2 separate regions of the Homo sapiens genome follow, and region 1 is linked to region 2. The links are chromatin contacts, found by Hi-C or POLR2A ChIA-PET in ENCODE. All regions are on one chromosome and are shown on one strand. Each heading gives the region's core, a stretch centred on a gene start or an enhancer-like site at or near the end of the contact. The rest is flanking DNA. Distances are from core to core; before and after follow the strand shown.

Evidence for each region. Hi-C counts contacts between places; a loop is a spot of excess contacts on that map. ChIA-PET counts read pairs that join two places held with the same protein, here RNA polymerase II (POLR2A). Pooled maps may share reads with other maps.
Region 1: a loop to region 2 is called in a pooled map, with 2.2 times the contacts of the local background. The contact joins the promoter of PIF1 here to the promoter of USP3-AS1 in region 2. A Hi-C loop is called at or near these places in 2 of 50 pooled maps. POLR2A ChIA-PET finds 5 or more read pairs at or near these places in 2 of 52 experiments (HepG2 and T-cell).

What each region holds. Positions count from the first base shown.
Region 1 is chr15:64,824,397-64,830,918 of GRCh38, reverse strand. It overlaps PIF1 (PIF1 5'-to-3' DNA helicase), which reads left to right and starts at 5,272. Exons shown (of 13, transcript NM_001286496.2): 1 at 5,272-5,350. RefSeq lists enhancers at 5,010-5,139, 6,329-6,522.
Region 2 is chr15:63,599,403-63,605,357 of GRCh38, reverse strand. USP3-AS1 (USP3 antisense RNA 1) reads left to right here and starts at 4,531. Exons shown (of 3, transcript NR_034080.1): 1 at 4,531-4,769. FBXL22 (F-box and leucine rich repeat protein 22) reads right to left here. Exons shown (of 2, transcript NM_001367807.1): 2 at 4,117-4,661. The coding sequence ends at 4,319. RefSeq lists silencers at 3,790-3,919, 4,340-4,629 and enhancers at 3,617-4,434, 4,697-5,414.

The DNA.
Region 1 (6,522 bases), core at 4,023-6,522, 1.2 Mb before region 2:
TCACGCCTGTAATCCCAGCACTTTGGGAGGCAGAGGCGGGCAGATCACGAGGTCAGGAGATCGAGACCATCCTGGCTAACACGGTGAAACCCCGTCTCTACTAAAAATACAAAAAATTAGCTGGGCGTAGTGGCGGGCGCCTGTAGTCCCAGCTACTCGGGAGGCTGAGGCAGGAGAATGGCGTGAACCCGGGAGGCGGAGCTTGCAGTGAGCCGTGATTGCGCCACTGCACTCCAGCCTGGGCGACAGAGCGAGACTGTCTCAAAAAAAGAAAAAAAAAAAGTTTGAAAGCCAAAACAAAAAAAAACATATTAAGAGAAAATCCATTGGGACATTCTGGTGCCTTCCCTTGAAGCAGTCTGGGGTATTGCACACAGAATCAGGGTAAGGGATTTGGCTTCCCCTGTGTGTAAGTGCGCTAGGCCCATTGTAAGCAGAGAGCAGTGGAAAGAGAGAACACAGGCTTTGGAAACAGACCTGGGTTCATAATCCCAGCTCTTTCATTTTCTCTCTATGTGGCTGTATTTGTTTCTTATTTCTATGGCTGCTATAACAAATTATCATACATTTAGTGGCTTAAAACAACAAAAATTTATCATCTTGTCATTCTGGAAGCCAGGAGTCTGAAATGTGTCCTACTGTACTAAAATCAAAAGCTGTTTTTCTTCTGGAGACTCCAGGAGATAATCCATTTCCCTGCCCTTTCCAGCTTCTAGAGAGCTCCTGCCTTCCTTGGTTTAGTCTGTGGCCCTTGCCTCCAACCTCAAAGCCAGCAGTAACATCTTCACGTCTCTCTTTCTCTCTCTCTCAACTCTACTTCCTTTGTCATATCTTCTCTGACTCCTGTTTCCTTCTTTCCCCTGTGATTACATTGGGCCACTCATATAATCCAGAATAACATCTTCATCTCAAAAAACTTAACCATGATCGGGTGTGGTGGCTAACGCCTGTAATCCCAGCACTTTGGGAGGCCGAGGTGGGCGGATCACTTGAGGTAGGAGTACAAGACCAGCCTGACCAACATGGAGAAACCCTGTCTCTACTAAAAATACAAAATTAGCCAGGTGTGGTGGCGCATGCCTGTAATCCCAGCTACTAGGGAGGCTGAGGCAGGAGAATTGCTTGAACCCGGGAGGTGGAGATTGTAGTGAGCTGAGATCATGCCATTGCATTCTAGCCTGGGCAAAAAGAGTGAAACTCCGCCTCAAAAAAAAAAAACAAACAACAAAAAAAACTTAATCATATCTGCAAAGTCCCTTTTGCCAATGTAAGATAATATTCACAAATTCTAGGGATTTGAACATGGACATTTTGGGGAAGGGGGTCATTATTCTGCCTACCATAATGACCTTGAAAACTTTTCTCTTTTTTTTTTTTTTTTTTTTTTTGAGACAGAGTCTCGCTCTGTCGCCCAGCCTGGAGTGCAGTGGTGCGATCCTGGCTCACTGCAACCTCTGTCTCCTGGGTTCAAGCGATTCTCCTGCCTCAGCCTCCCGAGTAGCTGGGATTACAGATGCCTGCAACCACACCCAGCTAATTTTTGTATTTTTAGTAAAGATGGGGTTTCACCACCTTGGCCAGGCTGGTCTTGAACTCCTGACCTCATGATCCACCTGCCTCAGCTTCCCAAAGTGGTGGGATTACAGACGTGAGCCACCACACCCAGCTGAAAATTTTTCTTAACCTACTCATTTACTCATACACAATGACGCATGCCACTGATATTCAATATATGTCAAGACAACACTGGAGAAGAAAAATATCTCTCAAGATTTCTTTCCAGCCAGGCATGGTGGCACCCTCCTGTAATCCCAGCACTCTGGCAGGCTGAGGCTGGCAGATCTCTTGAGACCAGGAGTTCGAGACCAGCCTGGGCAACATGGCGAGACCCTAGTCTCTATAAAATATACAAAAATTTGCTAGGCGTGGTGGTAGTCATCTGTAGTTCCAACTACTTGGGAGGCTGAGATGGGAGGATCACTTGAGCAGGAAGGTCAAGGCGGCAGTGAGTTATGATTGTGCCACTGTACTCCAGCCTGGGTGGCAGAGTGACAACCTGTCTCAAAAAAAAAAAAAAGATTTCTAACAGGTTTATGGAGATATAATTCACATACCATACAATTTAAGCATTCAAAGCATTCGATTCAATGGTTTTCAGTATAGTCACGGGGTTGTGCAACTATCACCAATCAATTTTAGACTATTTTTATCTTTCTCCCATTTTGAGAAAACAGAGGCTTGAGACATTATGGAAACCTGCTTAGGGTAGCATCCACTGGAAAGGCATTGCAGTGGCTGTTACTAGCTGAGATTCCAGTCCAGGTTATACCTTTCATGAAGCTAGGCCAGTCACCTTGAGGCAGAAGAACAGGGTCTGGAGGCAGGGAACCTAAGGCTGTTTCACGCCGACTTCCTAGAATTAAATTAAAAGGAAAACCCGGCTGGGCACAGTGGCTCACACCTGTAATCCCATCACTTTGGGAGGCCGAGGCGGGCAGATCACAATGTCAAGAGATTGAGACCATCCAGGCCAACATGGTGAAACCCCGTCTCTACTAAATATACAAAAATTAGCTGGGCATGGTGGCATGCACCTGTAGTCCTAGCTACTTGGGAGGCTAAGGCAGGAGAATCGCTTGAATGGGGGAGGCAGAGGTTGCAGTGAGCCAAGATAGCGCCTCTGCACTCCAGCCTGGCAACAAATAGAGACTCCACCTCAAAAAAATAAGAAGAAGAAGAAGAAGAAAAAAGAAAACCCTGGCCGGGCATGGTGGCTCACGCCTGTAATCTCAGCACTTTGGGAGGCCGAGGTAGGCGGATCACGAAGTCAGGAGTTCGAGACCAGCCTGGCCAATATGGTGAAACCCCATCTCTACCAAATATACAAAAATTAAATGGGCATGGTGGCACGCACCTGTAGTCCCAGCTACTTGGGAAGCTGAGGCAGAAGAATCGCTTGAACCCAGGAGGCAGAAGTTGCAGTGAGCCGAGATCCTGCCACTGCACTCCGGCCTGGGCAACAGAGCACAGAGCCAGACGCTGTCTCCCAAAAAAAAAAAAAAAAAAAAAAAAAAAAAAGGAAAACTCTAACTTTCCACTCCTAAGTAAGGACAAGAACAAAAGGACCAAAGGCTACTCCCTTTGACGTTTCCCGCATGGCAGATGGGAGATTGGCAGATGGGAGATTGGCTGTCTGCAACAAATCATAGGAGTGTGGGTCCAGTCTTCGTTTGCAACTTTGTAACTTCACTCCAGCCTCTGAATGGTGGCTGAATGGTTGCTGTCTGCAACCAATCAGACTGATTATCGCTACCACTTCAGTTACATGAAGTAAGCGTAAAGTTCCCAATGGGAAACTTCTAGGGGGTATTTGAACCCAAGAAAATTCTGTATCTCGGGTCCCCTCCCACACTGTGGAGTGTACTTTCGTTTTTGTTTTTTGTTGTTGTTGTTTGTTTTGAGACAAGTTCTCGTTCTGTCGCTCAGGCTGGAGTGCAGCGGCACGATCCAGGCTCACTGTATCTTCTGCCTCCTGGATTCAAGTGATTCTCATGCCTCAGCCTCCCAAGCAGCTGGGATTACAGATGTCCACGACGACACCCGGCAATTTTTGTATTTTTAGTAGAGACAGGGTTTCACCATGTTGGTCAGGGTGGTCTGGAACTGCTGACCTCAAGTGATCCCCCCACCTCGGCCTCCCAAAGTGCTGGGATTACAGGCGTGAGCCACCGCGCCTAGCCGTACTTTCGTTTTCAAAAAATTCCTGCTTTTGTTCTTTTGTTGCTTCATTCTTTCTTTGCTTTGATGGGCATTTTGTCCAATTCTTTGTTCAAAACGCCAAGAACCTGGACAACTTTCAGTCATCACCCTCTACCGCTAACAGACTGGGAGCAGTGTGGTGTAGTAGCTAAGCCCCATGGAGTGATTAAGCGAGCAGGTAATCTGGGTTCAATGTTTGGTTTTGCTCTCCATATCAGCTATGTGACCTTCAGTAAAATCTCTGGAAGCCTTGCTTTTTTCTCATTTGAAAAATAAGGTCCGGGCTCATGCCTGTAATCCTAGGACTTCGGGAGGCCACGGTGGGTGGATCGTTTGACCTCCGGAGTTCGAGACAAGCCTGGGAAACATGGTGACATCCCGTCTATACGAAAAAAAAATTATATATATATATGTGTGTGTATATATATATATGTGTGTGTATATATATATGTGTGTGTATATATATGTGTGTGTATATATGTGTGTGTGTGTGTATATATATATATATATATATATATATATATATATATATATAAATTAGCTGGGTGTGCATCTGTAGTTCCAGCTACCTGGGGGGCTGAGGCGGGAGGATCACCAGAGCCCAGGAGGCGGAGGTTGCAGTGAGCCACGATCGCGCCACGGCAGAGGTTGCAGTGAGCAGAGATTGTGCCACTGCACTCCACTACAGCCTGGGCGACAGAGTGAGCCCTAAGAAGGAAAAAGGAAAGGAAAGGGCAATTTAATCCATGGTAGTTATCATTATCTGTAAAATGAGGTAGCCAGACTCACCTGTAAGATCCTTTCCAGCTATGTAATTCCAAGCTTCAATGAGATAATAAAGATGATTAAAAGTAAATTCTTTCAGCATCCTGTGCAAGAAGAGGGATACAATTTCCCTGAAGACAGAGACTCTACTCGCTTCCGCTGTACCCTCTGGCACGTGGCACAGGTCTCAGAGTTTCTCACTCATGGGCCTCAGGTGGGTGAGAGAGCCAAAGCGTAAAGTCCCTTACAAAGGCAGAGAAGGATGTAGAGTTGGGGGCGGGGGAGGGATTGGGCAGGCCTTGGGGTGGTCTGCCCAGAACTGGACAATGGTACTGTGAGTGTAAACAGGGGTGTGAGAGTCCAAAGGCAGATCTTCCCCAAGGCTAAGCCCAGCCTCTGTGTGCGGGCTAGAGGGGAGAGGGAGTGTGCTGGAAGGATGGTTCTGAAAATAAATCTTCGGAGTCGCGTAGGGTTTTCAGACCCGACACCACGCGCCGCCGGGTGGCTGCCGCAGCGGCGGCCTCCTCCCACCACGCCCAGCCGTCCACTGGATTTGGTATGCTCAGCCACCACCATAAACCTCCTTCCTCTAGCAGGCAATTGGTACAGCCCAAGCTCCTGGAGTAGAGACGCAAAGAAAGACACGCCCATTGTTACGCCCCTACCTCTGAGTGGCTGGAGAATTTAAAGATCCAGTCGGTGATTGGGTGATTTTCTGCCTCTAGCATTTGAAAAATTTCTAGTTTCGGAGCTTAGCCACAGGCCGGCTACGATCTGCTTGTTCATCTGAGTGTCGGCACAAGTGAGTGTCTGCCCGAACCCAGAGGTGGGGAGCAAAGAGCCTGATTTATCTAGGGGTTTCCGGCGGGAGGGTGCAAACAAATGGGTCAGCCTGAGGGAGCACGGCTTCTAGGGTCCCAGGGTCCCCCGCGATTTCCCTAGCCGAATATTTTCCACCTCGTCCCCACCTTGGTGGTGGGAAGCGCGAGGGCATGGGAATCACACTGACTTTGACTACTAGCCGCTGTGGCTTATGAAGGGCAAGTGAGTTTCCCTCTCTTAGCCTGTTTCCACGTCTGTACACGGGGAAGAGTGAGACCTGCCCGCTGCATATAAGCCAGTGAATGTACCTACAAGGCAGAAGTCGCTTATTACACGGCAGCCCTCTTTGCATCTCCCCACGGGCGATTCTCCTGCTTCCTGGGGAGAGTACTCTGAGGATTCATGTGCTCGCCCTGGGTCTCGGGGAAGGAGGATTCTTTCTGCGCAGGGACCCCTGTTCTAGTGAGGTCCTTGCAGGACACCTGAGGCTCCCTAATCCTCGGTGCCCATCCGCCGCTCTGGAAATTGTTGTGTAGCACGGTGTGTGTGTATATGTGTGTGTGTGTGTGTGTGTATATATATAGAAATTGTATATATATTGTGTGTATATATATATAGAAATTGGATATATAGAAATGGAAATTGTGTAGCAGGGTGCGTGTGTGTATATATATATATACATATATATACACACACACACACACATATATATAATGTATGCATATGTATGTATTTATATGTATGTATTTTTTTTTTAATTAGAGGGTGTCGCTATGTTGCCCAGGATGGTCTCGAGTTCCTGGGCTCAAGCGATCTTCCTTCTTCAGCCTCCCAAAGTGCTGGAATTACAAGCGCCCGCCACCACGCCCGGCTAATTTTTGTATTTTTAGTAGAGACGAGGTTTCACCATGTTGGCCAGGCTGGTCTCAGAACTCCTAACTTCAGGTGATCCGCCCACTTTAGCCTCCCAAAGTGCTGGGATTAAAGCGCGAGCCACTGCGCCCGGCCCAGGGCATATTCTAAGGGTGGATTTTCGGTTAGCCCAAAGCCCTTTCTCCGTCTTTGTGACCTCTTTGTGTTACCAGTGACAGTCCTCGTGATCTTGTGTAGCCTTGACCCTGCTCCCTGTCACGTCCTTTATAGCACCCATTACGTCCCCTATAGCACCCATTACGT
Region 2 (5,955 bases), core at 3,282-5,781:
GTATTGGTCCCATTTTACAAATAAAGAAACGGAGGCTCAGAGAGGTCATATCTCGTCAAAAGCTATGAATGGCAAAGCTTGGAGATCACTCAAGAACACCCCCTCAACCTCAGCTGCATGTCTTCTAACTAGGGCTGAGTCACTCCAGGTAGGGCCTGGCCCAGCCCATGGCCAATACCCAGTAAATGCTTGTGAGATGAATTAGTTGGTGGATTAATTAAGTCTGCAGGGCTCTTTGTTATATGCTAACCTAAGTTTGAAAGGATTTTTCTTTTGTTTTTTACTTTTTTTTTTGTTTTTGAGACGGAGTCTTGCTCAGCTGCGCAGGCTGTGCAGTGAGTGCAGTGGCCCGATCTCGGCTCACTGCAACCACTGTCTCCCGGGTTCAAGCGATTCTCCCATCTCAGCCTCCCAAGTAGCTGGGATTACAGGCACCCGCCATCATGCCTAGCTAATTTTTGTATTTTAGAAGAGAGTTTTTCACCATGTTGATCAGGCCGGTCTTGAACTCCTGACCTCAGGTGATCCGCCCGCCTTGGCCTCCCAAAGTGCTAGGATTACAGGCGTGAGCCACTGCACCTGGCTGTTTTTTACCTTTTAATTTAGTGGGGAAGGGGCACGGAGATTCCATGCCCTCCCTGGACACACCACCCTCCAGGAACCTCCATGCATGTAGCTATCTGGAAGCTCCAAAAGTGGTTTTGTAGATTAAGTGAGGTATTGCGCTCTGTTAAGTGTTTTGCTCATGCCTGGTGGTGAACAGTGTCTGTTAGAAGGCAGAGTGGAGAGCCATGTGTCTCCATCAGTGCCCACCTTCTGGGGGCACCTAAAATGACCCTTCACTTCAGAACCCAAAGCTCCTCTGGCTAAGGTGGGGGCCAATTTGGGTCCCTAGAAACAGCACTGGACACAGCTGCCAGCACTGCTTGAGTTCTGTGATCACTATGTCTTGGGATGCAGGGGAGTTAGTTGGCATTGGAGGGTTAACTGGGAACTTAACCCTTACTACAAAAGAGCTTCCATGGGAAAGGGGGGTTGTCGGGGAATGCAGGTTACCCCATTCTAGCTCAACCTATAGTGACCCCTGCTTTACATAATCACAGTCCTTAAAAGAACCCCAAAAGCAAGGTTCCCTTGTTATCCTTAGTACTCAGATAAGAAAACAGGTTTGGAGAGGGCCAATCTGTCCTTGGTCACAGAGCTAGAAAGTGAGGGAAATGGGATGGAAACCCAGATCCATTAGATCCTGAAGCCAGGATCCTGTTGTTGTCCAGGCTAAGCCACCAATTTAGGACAAATAGAACATACTAGAAATTGGGGCTTTTTGGAGAAGATGAAAACAAAGGCCTGGGGTTTAAGTGGCTCTGTTGTAGACAAACATTCAACCCCCTGGAAGCCTGAGCTTGCTTTCAACAGTGTTCAGAGTAATGGGAGAAAAATTCGTTCCCAACAACGCCTCTCCAGAGTGCAAAGCAATGGTGGGCAAACTGAGAAATCACCAAAAAGCAGCCTGTGTCTCACAGGCTAGTAGCAGAGTCCTGCCACTCCACTGCAGCTGGTGGTGTGACAGAGCTGGCTCTCCTGACAAAGGGATTATGCTGGGCCAGGGCTTACTGTGGCTACCCTGTTTCTGGAGTAAGCACTGCCCCAGCCCGGAGCCCTTTGGCAGTCCCCAGAAGGGCTGGTGTGGGACAGGGTGCTGCTTGCCTGTCCACATGTTCTGCCTGGAACAAAATCCAGGGCCGCTGGGACTTCACCTATCATCTGTGCATGGCGCCCTGGTTCCTTCTGGGGGTAGGTTGGGCTGAGGGGGAACCTTCATCTCTCATTTCTTCCTCACATTAATCTGTCCATCCACTGCTACCCCCATCCCTTACCATAACCAAACAAAGCAGGTGCAGATGCTTGAATTAACAAGAACGAAGTCTAGTAATAAAAAGCAAATTTATTACCCAAAACTAGTAAAGGGGGAAGTAGCCAGATTGCTATTTAAAGTAACTGCTTCAATTTTTAGAGGGGAAAGCAATTTTTAGGGTTTTTAAAAGGGAAGACTTGATAAGGAAGGCATGCAAGAAATGGGCTGAGTATGATGTCTGTGTGTTTTGTTCTGGTGGCTATCTTGGGCTTCAGTCCACCTGGACCTCGGATTGACATTATTTTAACAATGGTCAGGTTGTTAATTAGCCATTTTGAAGTAATTTTTGGAGGTTTGCAGCTGGGTCTCCAGGCTTGGTCTGTCTCAAGATTAGCCACTGAAACTTCTAAGACATCACACAATTAAATAGTAGCATACAGTTAGATAAATGAAAAGGGAGCATATCTGGTGAGAAAGGGGAGGGACGTGGAGTCTATTTTAAGGCTAAGGAGAAAGGATTTTGAGTTTCCTCAAGGTTATATCTTGAAACTCAAGAGAATGGGAAAAAAGTTTAAAAGCATGTTGAAGTTAAGCTGCGGGCTGCATTGCTTCTCAGATACCTGCTACTCAGCTTCCCTCCTCATTCACTCTGCTCCAGCCACTCTGATCTCCTTGCACATGAGCCATGCCTGTAGTCCGCGGCCTCTGCACTGACTGTTCCTCTGCCAGGAGTATCTATGCCCCCTGCCTCACTTCATGCCTCAGATGTCATCTTCTCAGTGAGGCTTACATTGGTCAACCCTTTCTCAGAGGCTTCACCCCCCAATCTCTTGCCAGCAATCCCTAATAGCCCTTGTTACAGCCTGCACTTTTTTCCAAATACTTTCTACCATTTTTTTTTTTTTTTTTTTTTTTTTGAGACAAGAGTCTCTCTGTCGCCCAGGCTGGAGTGCAGTGGCACGATCTTGGCTCACTGCAAGCTCCGCCTCCCGGGTTCACGCCATTCTCCTGCCTCAGCCTCCTGAGTAGCTGGGACTACAGGTGCCCGCCACCACGCCCGGCTAATTTTTTGTATTTTTTTTTAGTACAGACGGGGGTTTCACCTTGTTAGCCAGGATGGTCTCGATCTCCTGACCTCGTGAATCGCCCATCTTGGCCTCCTAAAGTGCTGGGATTACAGGCATTGAGCCACCGCACCTGGCCCTTCTACCCTCTTATATACCAGTTACCTGTTGTCTCTTCCCCCACTAGAAGGTAAGCTTCATGAGAACAGAATTTGTCTTTTTCCTTGCCGTTTCCCTATTTGAGCAATGAATTAAGGAACCTGTGAGTAGGGATCAAGCTCCTCTTTCACACAGAAGAAACACCTGGCCTGGGAGGGGTAAAGGGCTTTGTCGCAGCTGGCGCTGGGTGGAGCCGGAGTGTGAACAGCGCCCATCACAGTGCTCCTCGCCTCTTCCACCCACCCAGAATTCTCCCCAGTGACCCAGGACCAGGCGGCTGCCGGGGGGCCGAGAGCCTTCACTAAATGTGACACATCAGTGACTACAGCCCTGAAATTCAAATTGGAAGCCTAGGCTTGTGCTCATGTCCAGCAAATCCAACAGGTGAAAAATCTAGCTTGTCAGCTTATAATGGTTCCATTATCAAAAGCTTAGCCAGGGCTGCTGGTTTTGTTTTTGTTTAGTTTGAGGCTTTTTTTTTCTTCCAAATCATTTCTTTTTCCCTTATGAGAACAGTAGAAAATATGGGTAACTATGCAGTTTATGTAAGCATTCAACAATTGGGAGCGAATTTTCTACAATCGCGAGTGCGGTCACTGCGGGAACGCATCCGCCCCAGGAAAGGTGGGCGGGCAGACGCGCGTGCGGGCAAAACCGCAAGGAGGAGCGGCTCGGTGGCTCCTTCTGCCCGTGCGCCCCTGCTTCCCCTCCTCCTGCTTCACCGAGATCACCACCGGGGCTCCTGGAGGTGGCGGTCCCCAGGACACTCCGGGAGCCGGCGGGGTCTCGCTGGGTCGCTCCGCCCGGAGGCTCCCCAGACCCCTGCGCGCGGCAGCCCTGGCCCCCGTCACCCCCGAGCGCAAGTCGGCGAACTCCGAGTGGTCAGGTCCTCCCCACCGAGGTGATTTCGGTCCAACGGCGATCGGAGTCCCCGAGGACGGTGCAGGCGCCTCCCGCCTCCGTGGGGAGCGCACAGCAGAAAGCCTGGGGCGGAAGCAAGAGGGGAAAGGCGGTGGTGTTGAGTGAGAACCAGCCGAGTGTTTTCCAAATATCCATTTAATCTTGCGTTTATCCTATGTATAAAATCGTAACGTGAGGTAGGCTTTCTTATCCCCACTGTGCAGACGGGGAAAATGAGGCTCAGAATATGCGGTGGTGGTCTGAAGGTGGAAGAGCTGGGTTCGAAGCCAGGACGGTCTGGGGCTGCGCTCCTTCCCCGGGGGCAGCGGCGGGGCGGCGTCTAGCGCTGCAGCAGCTTGCCGAGGGCCGCGGCGGGCGCGCGCGGGCGCGGGGGCTGGTCGGGCAGCATGGCGGCGCTGTGCTCTGCCCGCAGGGCCAGGCGCGGGCACGCGGCGCGCAGGCGGCGCAGGCCGGCCGCGCTCACGTTGCGGCAGAAGTCCACGTGCAATGTCTGCAGCGCGCGCCCGTCCGCCGCCACGGCAGCCAACGTGCGGTTGGTGACGCGCGCGCAGTTCTCCAGGCGCAGTGCGCGCAGGCGTGGGCAGCAGCGCAGCAGGCGCGCCAGGCAGTCGTCGGTAACGTGGCCGCAGCCCGAGAGCGTGACGGACGCCAGGTTGGGGCACCTGTGAGGAGAGTGCGGTGACCCGGGGCTCACTGGCTTGTTAAAGCTACCCAACCGCCCCATGGGACCGAGTGGACTCATTTACCGAGGAGGACTCGGGCCCTGCGAGGTGAAGACACTTGGCTGCGATGACACTGCAGGGTTCCAAGTCGGCTTTCTGGCCGGCCCATTTTCCCTCCTCTTTCTGCCCCTGCACCCCACCGTACCTTCATCTGCGTGGGTTCTTGGCTCGTAGCCTTGGGAGCCCCTAGTGGGAAGCCCCGACCCCGGCCCAGCAGAGTCCTGGGGCGGCTGTGGACAGAGGGAATGCCGGTTCCAGGAGCCACAACCCTTGACTCTTTGTTTCGCTCTGGATGTGCTGCCTTGCAGGGGAGCGGTGCTTGGCGATTGCTCCAGTCTAGCTTCAAGCTGAGGCCCCTGAATGTCCCGGCGGGACGTGAGTGGGAAGAGGGATTTGTTTCCTTGGAGGTGGCCTAGTGACAGGCCCATCCCAACCCTCAAGGCGGTGGGGGCACGCGTTAGCATTGAGTCCGGGTTCAGCTTAGTAGACTAGAGCTGTTCCTGCATCCCCTGGGCCACCAGCCTGGAAAAGGGTAGGGTTCGGAGGCAGCTAGAGGCAAGCCCTGAGCAGGTACAGTCACGGACACCCACCCAGGTCGCTTGGCCAGAAAGCTTGGGGGACCCTCTGCTGCAGCCTCACCAGCCCCTCCCAGCAAAGAAAAGATCTTGAGCCAAGTTAGACTTGGTTTATCGCCGTGTCAGTCACTCACGGAGCCTTCATTTCCTCTGCGTGGGGGGAATAATGTCTACCACTGGGGTTGTGAGGAGCCTGCAACGGGGCCTTCCACAGGCAGTCCTAACCCGCTTTCCCTGGAAACAAACGGGACCAGCCTGCTTCCAGTCCAGAAGGACCGACTAATGGGCCGGGGCCTTGGCTCCCCGCAGCCAGAGGGAGCTAGAGTCTGGGCTGGGGAAGCGTTTCCCTTTCCCTGCCAGCCTCCCCCGCAGCTCCGTGACTGCCCCTGGCTGTGCCAGCTCGGCTCCTTTGTGCCAGGGGAGGGAAGTAAGGAACTTAAATATGTTGGGTGCAGCCAGGTGTCACACCGAGCCCGGGCCTCCTTCAGGTTTGTGTGCCCTCATTAGTCACCCCGTCAACCTCTGCACCCCCAGTTTTGTACATGAAGAAACTGGCTCCGGCAGCTCAGGTGACTGGCTGGTGACTTATTTGCTGTCAGACCCAGGACAGATGTCTGAACCTTGCTGGGCGTCACTTCCTCATTTGTCAAGTGGGAGGA